2 separate regions of the Mus musculus genome follow, and region 1 is linked to region 2. A link is a loop called in an ENCODE intact Hi-C map of the cell type or tissue named here. Cell type or tissue: left cerebral cortex. All regions are shown on one strand. Links, peaks and the distances in the headings refer to the core of each region. The heading gives the core; the rest is flanking DNA. Region 1 has its middle 44 kb from the start of Gm30904. Region 2 has its middle 290 kb from the start of Gm30904.

Region 1 (9,170 bases), core at 849-8,848, 250 kb after region 2:
ATGAAGAATCTCACATCCTTGGTGATACACCAAGGCCAGCCATCTCATTGTTATCCTACAGTCCCATCACCTTTGTCAATAGGACAGCATTTTATTGATTCTCAAGACCAATTGTTATTCACATACATGACTTGAAGGCCTGTACCTGAATATAAGTATGACCTTCTTGGTAACCTGTATATCAAAGTATGATCTTAGGTCTTGGAACAAACTGTTTCAGTCTGTTATAAGCATTTATCTACAGTCTCCCAGGAAAAGAAAAAGAACCGCAGTTATTGTAAGTCAGGGCTCTGAGAAATTCTATTGGAGCAAAGCAAACACACTAAAGATGTATTTAAGGCCTCTCAGAAAGATCTTCACCCACAAATTGTAGATGGGATATCACATTACTTTATGCTTTATGCTCTGTCATGGTAACTGAAAGCTTGCCCTAACAACCTTTTTTGTTTATTTTAGCAAGGAAATTTCAAAGTAGCTAGCTACATTTCCTTGGACTTTTGGCAACTGTTTCAAAGGCTTTGTTTTGGGAGGCCTATTATCAATTCACACATTTCTGTAACCCAGTGTAACATCATTGCTAATATAATGAGAATAAATACTTATTAACACTCAAAGCAGTAATTGCTGTGAATTTTGTATGCATAGTGGTTACAATCCACCAATATAAGAAGGTCAGCTAATATAATAAGGGGGAAAGAGAGTATAAAATTACAATATGAACACAGTGAGAATAACACATTAAGGACCCAACACAAAATTAGACGTTACAAATAGATTCACAATGAAAGCATAAAGGATACTGTACATTCTGAGACAAAATGGTGTAGGGATGTGTTGCAAGGCTGAAATGCTTTTAGAATCCTAAGACCTAGCCATGGTTTGGATGCAACCTGGGGTCCACTTGGGAAGGTCGTGGTACTCAAGCTGGAATCTTTGAGAGATGCTGTGGACCTTAGCAGGCCACTAGTCACTAATGGCCAAGTGTCACTGCAGGCCATTAGTTGATCCAGGACATCCTCTCTCTGGGTATTGCAACATCTCGATTATTTTCTTTCTCCTTTTGCTTTTTTGGTTTATGAGGTGGTCCATTTGCTCCCCTCTGAGCTCCTTCTAGCATTGTCTCAATTGTCAGAGAAGAAATCTGTTAGAGAATTTAACCGGGGCCAGAAACCCTCACTTCAAACATGTGAGCTAAAATAAATATTTTTTTATACACTAATTAATTCAGGTGCTTCATTTACACAAGATAAACTGACCAACATAAATTCCGTTCTTTGTAAAATGTGCTAAAATCTGCATATGATGTGGTGCCTCCAGCAATTCCTCATGTTTTCCCTGTAACTGAGTATATCAACACTTTAAAACTATGACTGAGTTTTATAAGGAAAATAACTTGACACTGAAAATGCCTTGAAATCCAAGCTAATTGTCAGAATGACATATTGCTTTTCATTTTACTTCTCCTCTTGTCTTTTATAAATGCCACTTAGCACTGGGTAGAAAGCTGGACAGACCACATATTTCTGTTCCATCTTCATCAGCACCAATGAATATACTGATTGTAGGTTCCACATCCAGTGGCATATGAAGTCCCAAGGGAAAAATAACAAACAAAAACCAAACAAAATAACAAGACAAAACACTACTCCTTCACTAAAAAACTTTAAACAGTGAAGTTCGAGTTTACATAAATGAACAAGGAAGAACTGGGAGATTTTTCCTACACAATGTTCAAAACTTACAAAGCATAATGGAAATTTGACTTTGGACCTCTTCTACTCTGAAATAGTGAGATGATAAATTTTTATTCAGTTTCCTCATCTAGTGTACTTTGATATGGAAGCACAGGTAACTAATGCAGAATAAAATTATATTTATTTTCCTTTTTTGTAGAAAATCCCAAAACCAAACAAACAACCTCCCAAAGAACTATCATAAAATCATTTAGAAGAAAATACGTAAATCTTTGAAACTCCCACAATACAAGGTCAATATGTGTAAGTGAGTTTCAGCCCTAGATATTTATAGTGAAAAATTAAACATAAGCAACTAAAATACTATTTAGAATCTGTGACTACTAAATATTTAAGGATAAAATGTTATTCTGCGTGTGTGATTCTTACAATGGAAGTGAAACTGTATGTGGTAAGCAAATGGAAAATTAATATATTATGCCACATATTGAAAGGTTCAATAGTGAAATCAAACCCTGAGGTTCATTGCCCTTTCTATCAGAAATGGAGCAGACTCTTTGTTTCCTTTAGTTTGTAAAAATCAGCAGTCTGATTTTCAATGAACACTGGAATTCAACTGGTAGTAACAAAAAACCTTTTAAAACAATGGAGATACAAAGTTTGCACTAACCAATGTCAAGGTTTCCCATAGAGTTAATTTGTACATAATGAATACCACAGCATGAATAGATGATTTGCTTAGTGGAATAGATGATCTAGAAATAGGCTTCAATAGATACTTGATATTTAAATAAATTCACGCTAGTAGTTGACTTTTCATATTTATGAAAAACATTGAGAGAGAAAACTAATGGAGGAAATAATTATTTTAGCCTTGTAATTTCAGACATTGTAGTTTTTGTCCTTGAAATTTTTTTTTTTTATCAGAGTCAAAGTCTTGCTGTGCTGACCAGGCTGCCTTTGAAAGCATTCCATAGTCTACCACGTTGGCTGCCATCTCAGCATCTCTACTTCATTGTCCCAAGTGCTCTGGTTTCAAAGGTGGGCTCCATTACTGCATATGTGAGGCCAGATTGAACATCACAAGCAAGTGGAGGAGCAAAATAAAACAGACAAAAGCCAGAGTGAAAAGAGTGTGCCATAAGTTGAGGCAGGCCATGTAAATTTCCCCTTGGTACCTTGCTAAGCCTTATTTCCAAAAGATTCTATCATTTTCAGTAATACATCAAACTATAAATCCACTGTTTATGTCCGAGCTTTAGTGATATAATTGTGTCTCAGTAACTGAATAGCAAACTGTAGCTTTGTGGGGGTGGGGGAGCATTTAATTGCCACACCATAACTAGTTCCTATGGGATTATTTAAGAAAATATCAATATGTTAACTAGTGGTGTTGGAAAATTGAATTTTCACAGAAAATAAAATTAACCAAACCAACGTTTTATCTAAAAATGTAAGTGAATTGAGGTAAATTGTACATAAAACTAGAATTCTAAAACACATAGGAAAGTATTAAAGAAACCACTATGCAACTGGATTATGTGAGAGAAAATGTGATAAAACAAAAGGTAAGACTTCTAAAAGTAAAGCCATAACTGTGGCATTATCAACTTTATATCTTCAAAAGAAATTTTAAAAGCAGATGTAGCCATATAAGCAGAGAAAACGATTCATGGGATCGGAGGTTATGTGCCAATTATATCTCTAAATACTAGCATTGTCAAGAAGTCTGAATGGTACTTTTCATAAGACAATAGATGCACAGGGCTTTCAAAGGGAAAAGACTTAACATTATCATTCATTACAAAAATGCAAATTCAAAGTCATCATGGGGTACTCCCCATACTTAATAGCGAGACAGAAATGAAAATGCTCAAAATACCCAATGGTGGGAAGAATGTCAAAAACAAAAACACTTCGCGAATCATAGTGTCGATGCAAACTCTAACAATCTCTTTGGGAGACAATTACAGTTCTATAACATTAGATATGTGTTCTTTCATATAGGAAAGCAGTGCTAATCCAAGGGAGGAAATGTGCCTTAAGCCCATACAAGGACTCATTCATGGATAAGAAATGGTACTTGTAACAGCTGCTAAATGAGGATTTTTCAAATGTCCATCAACTGATAAGCAGAATTTTAAAACTGCTATGTATATACAGCTATAGCCATAAAAAGGAAGTTATAATGCTGCACCATCCCATAGTCCAGATTCCTCTTGCAAATAAATCAAGTAAATAAAGAGACACAGAATTTGAGACAATTATTCCTCTAACAAAATGAAGATGGCAGTGTCCGGATGTTAAATTTTGCCATAATCTAAGCACAGAGGAAAGGTCTGAGTCTCAGATGGTGAGGAGGACGTTGTGGGCTATAAATATGTCCAATATTGTGGCTGAGATGAATAGTGTGAGACTGTACAACTGTCAAAATTCACTTAAAGCTTAAAAATAAAACCTCTTACACTTTTTAAGTGTATACTTCTGAGGTTTGTGATGTGCCTGACAGGGTCAAGTATTTGAAGTCATCAGCTTTTGGTGGTATTTGGAGATACTGTGGACACTTTAGGAGGTGGAACCTCTCTGGTGGTAATGAATCTCGGGAGAGGGGTGATTTAAACTTTTACTGTCTGCATCTACTTCCTGTCAAGTCTTTGCTCCTTATTATACTAAGATATGAGATGAGGCATTCTAGCTATACTCCTGACAACATGAAGGTTCCTGTTGCCAAACATTGCTGACAAGACTCATTTTACCTTCTCAAAACATAAGCGGGATATACCTTTGTTCCTATTATAAATAGCTTCTTGTTAGGGGCTTTGTCACAGCAATAAAAGTAGCTAATATAATACTTCAATGAAGTTGACCAGAATAATTAAAAATCAAAATTCATTATTTATATCCCAATTTAAAACAAATATTCATTTTCTATCATTTTTATTAATATTTAGAACCAAATATTTTTATATACTTAATTGACCTACCTCCCCAGTCTTATTTTGCACTTGCTCTTAAAGATAACCTTCTTAATGAATCATATAAAAAACATTAAGTATTTGTTTAGCACCAAACAAACTAAAATTATTGTTCTCCCCTTATCATGGTACTGTAGAATAGTATATATTCTATATATAATTAAACCTATATGCAAAAAACAATCATGATATATATATATATGTATATATATAATGCATATAAACTGCATACACTATATATCTATTAAATATACTTGTATATCTAGCATATATACATATACTATATATGCTATATGTCTCTATATACTATATATTATAGTATATATACTACATAAGCTATATTTTATCATATATATTATGTTTCACATCATATATCATAAATATATGAACAAAAGGAAATGTGTGGCAGGTGATTGTGGAGGTGGTTGACCTCCCTCAGCGTCAGGATCTGTTTTAAGGATAGCTTTCCTAGTATTTGGTAATGACCTAAATGTCATGTGTGCCTCGAAGAAAACACCTCTAAAAAACACTAATGTTTGTGCAAAGTGCTGATTGTGTGGAACACTTGTGTGTCTACTCACAGCTTTTAGAATGGTCTGACTTAAAGTATCATTATGTCCTGAATTAAAATATCACTATTTTCTGATTTCTTGTTTCTCCCCAAAATTCAGGTGCAGAAACATAATGACGCAGGTGATGGTATTAGGAGTGAGAACACTTGAAAGTCAATCAGGTCATGAGTGCAAAGTCCTCATGAATGGTAATAGTCCCCTCACTACAGAAGAATCATAGCACTAACACCACCTGAAGATGCAGCAAGAAAGCACCATAGATAAACAGTTGCATGGCCCCTTTATATGAGAAAAATCAATTTTGGCTGACTCTTGTCATTCAGTTGAAGGCATTTTGTTGTGAATGCCTACAATGGACTGTGCAAATGTGGTTTACATAGTCAATGGGTATGAACATTAGGGAATCTCTTAAAGAATTGAGTGTAGCATATGAGTATAATGTGATTGAAAAAAAAAAAAAAAAAGCCCAGAGCGTGAGAAAGTAATGTAAAGAAAAGGAAGGAAGGGAAACAAAATGAAAGGTACAGTCTTTGTGGAAATATAATGACGGACCATAGTGCCCTCGAAAAGAATAACAGGAACTGCTTAAAGCTGAGTGGTGCTTACTCACTATCAGAGAGAGTTTATCATGAAGATATGCACATCGTTTAGAAAATAGCAGCATCACCCAAGTGTAAAATGTTGCTCATGTGCCTGAGATGTCAGCTGTAACTATGGTCAAACCCTGTAGCAATCAGGTGATTAGATAGATAGATAGATAGATAGATAGATAGATAGATAGATAGATAGATAGATAGATAGATAGATAGATAGGTGATGGATGGATAGATAGATAGCTGATAGATATAGATACTAAATACATGTAGTTTTCTTGGTGGTGTTTGAGACTGGTATTACCACATAGCCCTGGATGGCCTGGAATTCTCTATGTAGAGCAGGTTAGCCAGTCACAGGTAGAGATCTGCTGATCTCTGCTTGCTAAGCGTTGGGATAAAAATCCAGTGCCACCTCCCTCAGCATCAGGATCTGTTTTGAGAATAGCTTTCATAATATTTAGTGATGACCTAAATGTCGTAGATTAGGACAGAAGAGCAATACCAAGTCCTATTGAAAGTCTCTGATCCCAATAGCAGCAAAGACAAAACAAAGATACCATTCCCTAAGCACAAACACTACCTTATTTTCAGATCTCCTCCAGCACCTATTTATTCTTGGTGTTAAGTTTAACCTCCCTTCTAATCTAAAAGCTTTTCCTGAGAACAAAATATCCAATAGAAAGCAGGTTTTCAGCCTCACAGGAATCGAAGCATATCCTTTTATTTCCAGAAATGCTACCTGCACTTTATGTTTCTTGTTTTCTTTTTCTTTTCCTCTTTTCAATTTTAAACGTGAAGAATGTTCTTCAGTCCACTTATGCCCGTGCCTATCTGAATCACCCCTCCTAAATTATTGAGAGGAAAATCTCAACAAATCTTTTCAGTTTGGTAATATGTGATATTTAAGGCTTTGAGATGTTTCAAAAAAAAAAAAAAAAAAAAAAGCAGCCCAAGAGAAACAAACCATGCATTCTTCAAATCATGTAGTCATTACACTTGTTCCTGCAGACTTCCACTTTGTGGCCTTTCAGTTTGGTTCAGGCTGACTTGTTTTTTGAGTAGGATGACTCTGCTGTTTATGTAGAACATGTTGATTTCATTTGAATATCAAATTTCAACTAAAAAAGCTCCTTAAAGCTCAGGCTACCCCTTGACACGGGTTTCACCCATGCTGTGTCATGAGACTTGTACCTGCAATGACAAGTTGCTCTGGGAGAGAATGCGAAAAATAAATGTCTTCACCGGAGACAACTGACAACTAATTTCACTTTTTTTCTGTGTAATTCAGAAATACTCTGCTCTTTTCTCAAGTAAGCCAAAGCTGAAGACAGATACAGAGAAGTCCATCCTCCACTGCCTCCTTGACTTGCTTTTCTGTTATCTTCCAATGGTCCCATAAAAACCGTATAGCAGATTATTTCTTTTTTCCATAAATATTTTCTAATTGTATCCTGTTGATCAATAACTACCAAAGTAAACCTTAAGACAATTAACATTACCTAAGTTAAATAATATCTATTTCAAATTCATATCAACAAACTTCCAAATACTTATAAAATTCATTATAATTCTCAACAAAGTAAAAGCCAATTAGGGAAAAATAAGGAAGCATTGATTTCACCCAGGTTGTCCAATATTCTTGACAATTTCCATGTCATTGGGAAGCTTTCCTAAAACAAACTCACAAAAGTTCCAGCAGTCAGAGATCATCCCTGCAAAGAACAACTGATCTTGCAGTGCTCACCCCTAACTGATGAATCTTCAACACTACTCCCCCACCTAAAATGTGGGGAACAGAAACATTGTAAGGGCCAAAGGACGTAAGTTTGCTGTGAGGTTATATCTCCTAGAAATGACGTGGAAATTTCAACAAAATGGATATCTCCAATTCCTTTAACAATGACAATATCAATAGATTTGCTAACATGGAAGGGGGAAAAGTCATGGAGTCCTACCCCTAAACAGTGAGTTACAAGAAATTAACAAATGCTGAGAGTAGGAAAATCAGTCTTTCCCAGGTAGGAACCTTCTCTTAGGTTATCCAGTACTGAGTAACTGAGTGTAATATAATGTAATATAATGTAGCCATCAGCGGCTAAGGAGAACTGGGTTCCTGAAAGGAAAGCTGGGGCTGTATGGAATGGGCAGCAAGAAAAGAATGACACCAAAACAAAGTTTCTGATCAAGGCCCAATGTTTACTCTTTGAGTCTGAACTTAAAAAGGGAGGAGACCCATCCCACACTATGTCAGGATCTTCATTGCTTTATCAGAATCTCCTCAGGAAACCAAGCTCAGCCTCTCAGCAGGTAGTGGATTCTTGGAAGAAGCTGCAGATGTGACAGGACAATATGGAATGGAAGACTCCATTCCTGGTGGTCTAGCCAGCTGTGGCATAAACAAGGTCTTAATCAGCCTGCTCAAGCCTGGGGAAAGGCACAATAAAAGCAGAACTAAATAGATCTAGTAGGGTGTGTGTGTGTACACATATATGCATATATATAATGATATATTATATCATTAATGAGGAATAATCTCAGGGATCACTATGGAGAAGGTTGGAGTAAGAAGATTGAAGAAAATAATGTTATAAATATATTTTAATTTTAACATTTGCAAATAAAGAATAAGATTTACTAGTAAAATTTTTCTATCCTATTTTCTTTCTTTAGATTTCTTCTTCTTTTATGGTTATGTGTTTATGTTTGTGTCAATATACATACATGAACATATGTGTGCAGGAACCTGCAAAGGCTGAAAGAGGACATCAGAGCCCATGGAGGTGGAGTTGCAATCAGTAATGGTCATGGTCCAGAAGTGGGTGCTGAAAACTGACCCTGAGTCCACATCAAGATCAGCATGTGCTCCTAATTGATGACTTATTTCTGCAGCCTCCGTAATTTCTTTTTATTTCAATATTCTTGATAGTTAAGGATCAGCTCAAGATGTTGAATTTTTCTGTATTTCCTCTTGAAATCATTTTATGTATTTTTTTTTTCTGAGAATCATGACTAGTGTCAGGTCACTGGGCTTAGGTTAAACAGACAAAGAAACACAAATTTACAACTGAAATGTTACTTAAAATAGTGGGTGGGAGGGTATGGGGGACTTTTGGGATAGCATTGGAAATGTAAATGAGGAAAATACCTAATAAAAAAAAAAGAAAAAATAGTAATCACAGAATACCATTCCAAAAGTTCTACATTAGCTTTTATATATAAAGGTTTCATATTTGACAAGTATACTTGAGTTTTCAACAGGATATTCAAAATTCCTCATACTAAAAAATGGATAAATACTGATGTTTATCAAGAAATATGTATCTGAAAATAGTA
Region 2 (9,170 bases), core at 861-8,860:
TGAATAATAAAAGCAAGTTTCCTTTTACAGAGTAAGTTTGGACATAGATCAGGAATGAATCCTTCCATCTAACTTCTTCATTCAGCTTAAACCAGTTCTAACAGATATGATTTAAAAAAAAAATTACAAAAGAAACAGGTGTTGCTCAGGACTTAGAGACAAGGGAACCATCATAAAGACTGTCAAGGATGAAAATTAGTACAATCATTATGGAAAATGACATGGAAAATCCTCCAAAATTGAAAATGATGCTATCATATGTTCCAGCAATCCTTCCTCTGAATATACAGCTAAAAGAAATATCAGAAGAAAGCCGGGATGCCTGCATCCCCTAAGGTCTCTAGACACTGACAATAGTAAAGATTTGTGATCAACTTAACAGTCCATAGGTGGACGAACACATTAACAAAATATTTTATATTTGTCTTAGTTAGGGTTTCTATTCCTGCACAAACATCATGGCCACGAAGCAGTTGGGGAGGAAAGGGTTTATTCAGCTTACTCTTCCACATTGCTGTTCATCACCAAAGGAAGTCAGGACTGGAACTCAAGCAGGTCAGGAAGCACTAGCTGATGCAGAGGCCATGGAGGGATGTTCTTTACTGGCTTGCTTCCTCTGGCTTGCTCAGCCTGCTCTCTTATAGAACCAAGACTACCAGCCCAGAGATGGCACCACCCACAAGGGGCCTTTCCCCCTTGATCACTAATTGAGGAAATGCCTTACAGTTGGATCTCATGGAGGCATTTCCTCAACTGAAGCTCCTTTCTCTGTGATAACTCCAGCTGTGTCAAGTTGACACAAAACTAGCCAGCACAATACGCTTATACATAATTAATAACTATTCCTTATTAAAATATAACCTCATATGGTTTGAGACACTGTGGAGGAGCCCAAAGGTAATAAGGCTTAGTGAAGTAACTCAGACACAGAAGACAAATACCTTAAACAGTCATTTCTGTAGGTGATAGTTCAGCTGGAAAAACTGAACTCAGAGAAGAGCCATGAATGATTGTCTCCCAGGGGCTGGGAGTTTGAAGAAGTTTTAGATGATAGCAGAGGATCTAGGAGGAGAAGCATCTGCAGGTCTGTTATATGGGGGGAAGGCTGCTGATATTGATAAGCTATGATGAACTGGGAACTTGCTAGCAAAATGCACCTTAAATGTCATTAAAATAACTATTCGAGTGGAATGGTGATTTCATTAGCTTGATATTAGGCATTCCTCAGAATATATCCACAGCAAATATCTCATTTTACACTTTAAACTTTCAAGTTTTGGGGGGAAGTAGATTTTAAGAACGATTACAGAAAAATATATTGAGAGAAAGCTTTTTTAGAAGTTAAAGCTCCAAATAAACTTGAAACCCCTAAAAGCAGCATGCAACACTGTGACACATTTAAGTCTGGGTTCTAGGCACTGCTATAGGAACTCCTGGGATGGCAGATAATTTATGTAAAACATTCCTTTTTCCAGGCTTGGTGGTGTAGGTCTGGAATATCAGTTACTTGGGAGACTGAGGCATGGGGACTATATATTCAAGGCCCTCCTGTGGTACATAGTGAGTTCAAGACCAGTGTGAGAAACTATGAGATTCTTTTTCAAAATAAGAGAGGAGAGTGCTGAGGCGGTTTCTCACCAGCAGAGCTCCAGATTCTCAGCTACAAGGCTCTACTTCAATCCATAGCAAAAACACACAGACAGACAGAAAGACAGACAGACAGACAGATGAAGGGTAGGAGAGGGAGAGAGAGAGAGAGAGAGAGAGAGAGAGAGAGAGAGAGAGAGAGAGAGAGAGAGATTCAAACTATTGACGATCATTGGATGCTTTTAATCAATAATGTTATTTAGACACAGCTCTTATGACTAACCCACATAACCTACTAGCTTTGGCTAGAGTGGATCATGTAAGGAATCTCAGATGCTACTTTCAAGGACTGAGTACTGTTGGCATAATAATTTGCATCATTGCTTATTATCTCTCCATTGAGTCATCTTTGTAGTGATTTGAGTTCTTAGATGATTGTCAGCCGTAGAGCTTCTGGCTTCAGTAATCCCCGCAGTCCTTCACGTGGGTTTTTCATAGCAGCTTAAAACTATGATAGTTGATACTGGCCTCACTAATCCTGATTCTTATGCGATGTCTCTAAAGGTGGACATGCTGGCGAATGGCACTTGGGAGGCTCCTCTATCCACTCTGCTTTTTCTCACTTCTGGCCAAGCAAGATGAGTAATTCTATCCACACTTCCACTTCCAGGTTTATTTCCAATCCCTAGCGGCCACTAATGATATCACCATTTTATTGTCAGAATAATATTTAAAGACAACTTGGTTGCTTTTCAATGCCTCTCCCCTGAGAAGTTAATTACTTGGCTCTAACAACAACATAGATCTTGAAAGCATTACTTAATTCTCAGGTTTTATTTTTTGGGTTATTCATGCTTAGATTTTATATGTGCTGAACAATAAACTGATAGCTGAAATAATAGTTTCTTTTTTTTTAACTTTAATGGTTCTTAACTCTTAATACTCTAAATATATGGCTATATTCTTACTACACATCATTAGAAAATGGAATGAAGAAACAGAAAGTAGGGAGGTGTGAGAATGATGGGAGATTGGAGAGAGGGTGGGGTGTGGAGAGAGAGACCATGACTTTTCCCAAATGTTACATGAATATTTTTATTGCATGCTATCCACAACTTTCATTTCAAGCTTTCCTGAGCTAAATGGAATTCAGTAAATGATTCTAAACATTGATTGTCTCTCATTGATAAAATTTGATTTTTAAAAAGATTTATTTTCATTTTGTTTATGAGAGAGAGAGAGAGAGAGAGAGAGAGAAGGGGAGAGGGAGAGAAATAGAGAGAGGGGAAAGAGAGAGAGAGAGAGAGAGAGAGAGAGAGAGCGAGCGAGAGAGGAGAGAGACCAAGACAGATCTAGAGGCACAGAGGCATGTGTGTGAGTACCCATGGAGACCAGCAGAGGGCATTAGATCCCTTGAAGCTGGAGTTACAGGTGGCTGTAAGATGCCTTACTTAAGTCTTGGGAACTAAAGTTAGGTCTTATGGAAGAGAAAAACGTATTTAGCCACTATACTTTCTCTCCAGCCCAATAGAGTGTGTTTTCATTTCACCATTCTAAGAACTCCTAGCAAACTAAAGTTCTTTTCTTACTCACATAATTTTTCTCTTCCTTAAGAAGAGAGGCCCATTGAACTTGCAAACTTTATATGCCCCAGTACAGGGGAACGCCAGGGCCAAAAAGGGGGAGTGGGTGGGTAGGGGAGTAGGGGGGGTGGGTATGGGGGACTTTTGGGATAGCATTGGAAATGTAAATGAGGAAAATACCTAATTAAAAAAAAGATTAAGTGAGAAAAAAAAAGAATGTGTGTCTCATTTTATCTTTCATAAGAATGTAGCTGTGGGATGGAGAACAGTCAAATAATATTGGCAAAAGGGGGGCACTGACTAATCAGAGATAAATGAAAATTAACCTACTTTCTAACCCAAGAAAGACAGGAGCAAGTATGAGAACTCTAAAGAAGTAATGCCTCTATCTCTGTTTTCCTAAAATACAATGTGGAAAAAGATATGTGATAGTTAGGGTTGATGGTCATCTTGAGAGGCTCTGGAATCACGCAGAAGCCAACCTCCAGGAACCCAGGAGATCCTGTGTAGGAGGGAAGCAGTGCGGTACCATTTGAGTACTTAACATAGAGAGGAGGAAGCTAGCTGAGCAGGAAGAACCATTACTCTCTCCTTCCTCTCTGCAGATGCAATCTGACCAACTGACTCAAACTCCCAGCCCTGGGACATGTATTCCACACTGCCTGATGACAGTGTCCTCAGAGTGCTAGCCCAATTCATGTCTTTCTTCTTTAAGTTATTTTTCTCAGGGTATTTTACTACAGTGACAGAAAATATAACTAAGACAAGGAGTTACTATCCTTAGCAATTCTGAAATTTAAAAACAACCACTAGTCCTCATCTTTTATATTTAATATATTGAAATATGATTATTATTGATATTTTTCATCTTATGTAGTCAAAGGCACAAAGGAAATCTTTCTTCCAACATTGCAAGATAAACACCTGCAGAATGCATGAAGATCCTGCAATATCAGCAGAGGGCAGCAGAAAGCTTTTTCACTTGTTTGCTGCACAGCTGCCTTTATTTCTGCCGTTTTAACTTTGTGTATACAGCAGTCATTGAGTTGTTGAGCTGAATACGCGCAGAAGTGCATGGAATCTGTTTGATCTAAGTCCCCTCCTCTTCCCCGTAAGTTCTGCAGTAGCACACCGTGTTACAAGAGAAACATTCGCACGTTTAAAGCTTATTTGGTATAAACTATGAAATACCAAAAGGAAGCAGCCTTGCCTTTGGAGCTGCTTGCATTCTTAACATGGGAAACTCAAGTTTATGGGAACCATTCTCAGATCAGATAAGACGTGACTTTTTCCAGGATTCTTCTTTAGTGACTTTGCATTTACCAGTATGTGTATGTGCTAGACTAAGCCTGTTCCTGTTTAAAAAAAAAAAAGAATAGAAGTTTTACTTTCTCTAATGTCTATTTATCATACTTGTTCAAATATTCATGAGAAATATATGTTCCAGATAGAAAAAAAATTAGGTGTGTAAAAGATTTAGTTTTAATATTTCTCAAGTCATTCAACACTATGCTGTCTTTTATGACTGTAAAAGTAATTCTCATTGTCTTTTTTTTTATAAATGTCAGATAGAAAATTACATCTTGTATATTATAGAAAACGGCACTATTATTTCTTACTGTGTCATTTAACTCTCATCAAATCTATTGAATTCAACGAATGATGGCATTTTGGTTAGGATAAAGACTTTATGATGTTCTAGGATTGCTGCAGAGAGAGCACTGAATTAATTATTTGAAAATCTGTAACATGAGTGAGGGCAATGTTCAGCTGACCAGACAGCATGGGGTTTGGGTTCAGATGGCCAGCATCCACATTAGAGTAGGACATGAAAGAATGTGTCTGTAACTCCAGGGCTGAGGGAGCAGAGACAAGATGATACACTGAGCTCAGTGGCCAGCCATCCTGAGTGAACTGCTGAGTTGTGGCTCAGAGGATACCATAGACGACATCATAGTTTACCAAGGACAACATCCTCTAGCCTTTGTATCCACTGAGTCAAGCATATACATGCGAGTGCATCTGGATTTTCAGGTGCATAATCAGAAACTGAGTTGAATATCCACATTTTTCCCTGCTTCTTCACCATGGATCTAACGAGTCACCTCAAGCTCCAGCTACCTTGACTGTCCAGCCATGATGGATTATACCCTCAAACTCAGAGCCTAAATAAACATTTTTTTCCTTGAGTTGCTTTGATCATTTACTTTGTCCTGGTAATGAGAAAAGTATTTAAAAGAGCTGCCATCCTTAACAAACTTACTTTATTGTATTGAGTTATCAGTTTTTCCTTCAAAAATTAAAGTGGGCCTACTGATTACTAGTGTAGACAGCCTGTCCATACCTTAGGACACGGGACATGGGGACAGCAACCATTTATGTTGGTATTAGTGCTATGGTGATAAACAGCTAGGTAACAAAATGTAGCAGATGCTGCAGGGATGGAAAGTGATTTGTAGCAGGTAGCAAAAACAAGCAAGGATACACATCCAACCACACTGTTCTTGTCCATCTATTCAAAGGAACATTTAATTCCGAGCCAGTACATCTAATTTATATTCTCATTTTTAAAACAATCATTTGTTACTCTGAACCCCAGTTTTGCAATTGTCATTTTCTATGCAGAGTTTATCATTATTCCTCATCAGACTGTTAGTGTCTATGAGTTCCATGGTAATGGAACCTTTTTTGTTTCTGAATGGTAGCTTGTGTGATTGTTTTTACTCTCATAGTCAATCTAACTAGATGCAAATCCATTTTATAATCTTTTCAAAGAACAGTTTTTTATTGATTATCTCTATTATATTTATGTTAATTTTATTGACATCTGCTTTAATTTTGCATTTAAAATCTGTTTGCTTTGGGCTTCATATGTTTGTCCTCTAGATTTCTGAAGTGGAAGACCAACCTGGCAGTTTCAGCTTTTCTCTTTTTTTCTAGAACAGCATGTCCATTCTGTATTACCAACTGCCCGCAACACGCTGCTCTTGCTGCACCCCACCAAGGCTGATGGACTGCCATTCTTCTCTAGTTAGGCTTTGGGGCCAGAGAGTAGCTGGCAATAGTGTGGGTTATTTTCTAATAATACCTGCAACACTCCATGAGTCTTGTCTCAACACACAAGTATGACTTAGCAAAATTCCACATGAATCAGTCCCAGCTGGTATCACTCTGCCAATCAGCCAGAGTTTGCTGTGGAAGCTGCAAGAAGCTGCAGCACATGACCAGAAGTTTTTGGTGTGTTTCTCTCTATGGAGTCCCAACAAATGGAGCTTAACTATTTAATGTAAGATGGACCAATACATGCATGCCTTTAGCAAATAACCCTCCACCATGTGTCCTTTATGTGCTTGCTTTAGCAGAACACCATTTCACCCATGTCTGCTTTAGCAAAGCATACTTTCACTTGTGTCTGCTTTAGGAAAACACTCCATCCCATGTTTGCCCAACAAAACACCATCCGACACAACTTACTTTACACTTCGCAGTCACATACACACATCTAAATAAATAAATCTAAAATAAACTTCTACTATGCTTCTCTTAAATCATCTTTCCCCTTTTTTTTAACAATGTGAATTTTTTGTCTTATTATTTGAAGAGTGCTTTAAATTAAGGTTTTTTTTGTTTTTTTTTTTTTTTTATGGAGAAAATACTTATGTCTCTTTCATTTAGTAGGGACATTTTCTTTCAATATGGACTCCTTCACTTTTGTTTTTTCTTTAATCCCTACTAAATTCTTTCTATACTCTTTTCAATGGCGAATTGAAACTATATTAAAATAACTCTGATTCTTCTTTCTCTCTGTATAATATTTCACTTCTTTGGTTTTTGTTTGTTTCTATTAGATATGGGCTAGTTTTTCAGTTTTTTTTTTAGTGTTCTCTGGGTCTCCAAAGTCCTTGGTTTTATGCCTATAGTTCATTTTGGTAAAAATCATTTTGGCTATGAAAATTGCAGATTTTTCTTGCCTTCTTTTGATGTTTTCACCATCCTCACACCACTTTACACTTCTATCTTTCTTATATAAATATAGTATGCAGTAAGCACAGCTTGAGCTCAGGTAACGTATGCGTGTAGCATAAGTTGGTCAGTGAACCTGTGTTGAACAAGGTCTTTTTTTTAGGGGTCAGGTAGCTCTTGCTGATATAGATGTCTTCCAAGAAGACATAGGATAAATTTCTAATGTTGGCAGTTGTTTAGCTTGGGGATGAAGCATAGTGGTACTGCAGCGCACTGGTCAACCCTTGATATAGGATTAAATGGTGCCTACCAATCTTATTTCCCCTTGGCTTTATTTTCACAGAGGCAATGGAGAGTTGGACCAAAATGTTAGCCTCTTGAGTGAGGTAACCCAATCACAAAAGAACACACATGATATGCACTCACTGATCAGCAATATTAGCCCAGAAGCTCAGAATCCTTGTTAGAAGGGGGAACAAAATACCCATGAAAGGAGTTACAGAGACAAAGTTCAGAGCAGGGGCTGAAGGAATGACCATCCAGAGACTGTCCCTCTTGGGGATCCATACCATAAATAACCACTAAACCCAGACACTATGGTAGATGCCAACAAGAGCCTGCTGACAGGAGCCTGATTTAGCTGTCTCCTGAGGGCCTTTGCCAGTGCCTGTCAAATACAGAGGTGGATGCTCACAATCATCTATTGGATGCAGCACAAGGTCCCCAATGAAGGAGCTAGAGAAAGTACCCAAGGAGCTGAAGGGGTCTGAAGCCCCATGGGAGGAACAACAATATGAACTAACCAGTATCCCCAGAGCTCCTTGGAACTAAATCACCAATCAAAGAAAACAGATGGTGGAATTTGTGGCTCTAGCTGCATATGTAGCAGAGGACAGCCTAGTCTGTCATCAGTGGGAGGAGAGGCCCTAGGCCCTGTGAAGGTTCTCTGCCACAGTATAGGGGAATGCCAGGACTGGGAATGGGAGTGGGTCGGTTGGGGAGCAGGGGCATGGGGGAGGGAATAAGGAATTTTCAGAGGGGAAACTAGGAAAGGGGATAATATTTGAAATGTAAATAAAGAAAATATCTTTAAAAAAAAGAGGAAAAAATGTTAGCCCCTTGAATGGCAGTACCTACTTCTTTGCAATAGTAACATCCATACTGGGTTTCCACTATAGTCCCCAGTGGCTTGACTCTGATCTACTGCACAGCTAGACCGTGATGCTACACAGATGTGATCATCAAACCACCCACCTTGAGGGATGTCCTCAAGGAAAACTCAATCATCTCAGACAATTTAATGGGCAGGAAGAAAAGACAAATCTTAAGGAACTTGATCTTCATATTTCTGATCCCATGTCCCAGCTTGGTGACAGTGATCCATTCTCTGTCTTTGACCTTGTCACATGGTATTTAGTATTGCTGATCACAGATGTTATTGTATTCCCTGATGCCATTGCTGATGTCTGGCAATAAGTGTTACCTCCTACACCTGTATCCCAGGGCTCCCAAGGCTGCTACTCTGCCATCAATCACCATCTATGGTTTTCCCAGAAAACTCTTCTCAGTCTCTCCATACTTCTTAGATTTGTTTTTCCTTTCCTTGTTGTATCTCTGTTTAGAAATTTTATGACAGCATTATCCTCAAGTTTGGTACGTTCTTTTTGTCCTTGTCCCATATTCTAACGTGTCCATTCCAAGCCCTACTTAGCTTGTTTGTTTAACTCGTTTTTATGTCCTACATCACTTCTCATTGCTTTATGCGAACTTCCAGTTCTCCTTTGTGTTTCAATATACTCCACTTTCTCCTTATGAATCCTTAACATACCAAGCAATGCTAATTATTTTAATTTGCCCATCTGATAATTCTAAATTTGAATTTAGTTGTTTTGATTACTTGAGATTTTCAGACTTTTAAATTTTTCATTTTAGCACATTGTAATTTCACTTGAAAGCTGGCATAAGATTTTGAAAAGTGGGAGACTTATAAGCTTTAGTTTGAGTTTTTATTTTAACCCAGGCAGGAGCTTGGCTCTG

Evidence for each region. A loop is a pair of places that touch in the nucleus more often than their neighbours do. Peaks named below come from ENCODE experiments on the same cell type or tissue, not always from the same donor. Only the 100,000 strongest peaks of a DNase experiment are listed, where the experiment ranks them.
Region 1: a loop joins it to region 2, with 6 times the contacts of the local background. A loop is called at or near these places in 5 of 42 quality-filtered maps.

The regions. Positions count from the first base shown.
Region 1 is chr2:8,384,603-8,393,772 of GRCm38, reverse strand. No RefSeq gene overlaps it. Among named protein-coding and RNA genes, the nearest start is that of Gm30904, 44 kb to the right of the region's middle. In left cerebral cortex, for the core only: no CTCF peak of the experiment used is centred there; a DNase peak (open chromatin) is centred at 4,076; H3K27ac peaks cover 656 bases.
Region 2 is chr2:8,633,301-8,642,470 of GRCm38, reverse strand. No RefSeq gene overlaps it. Among named protein-coding and RNA genes, the nearest start is that of Gm30904, 290 kb to the right of the region's middle. In left cerebral cortex, for the core only: CTCF peaks have their summits at 2,991 (motif pointing right) and 4,129 (motif pointing right); DNase peaks (open chromatin) are centred at 2,991, 3,778 and 4,198; H3K27ac peaks cover 466 bases.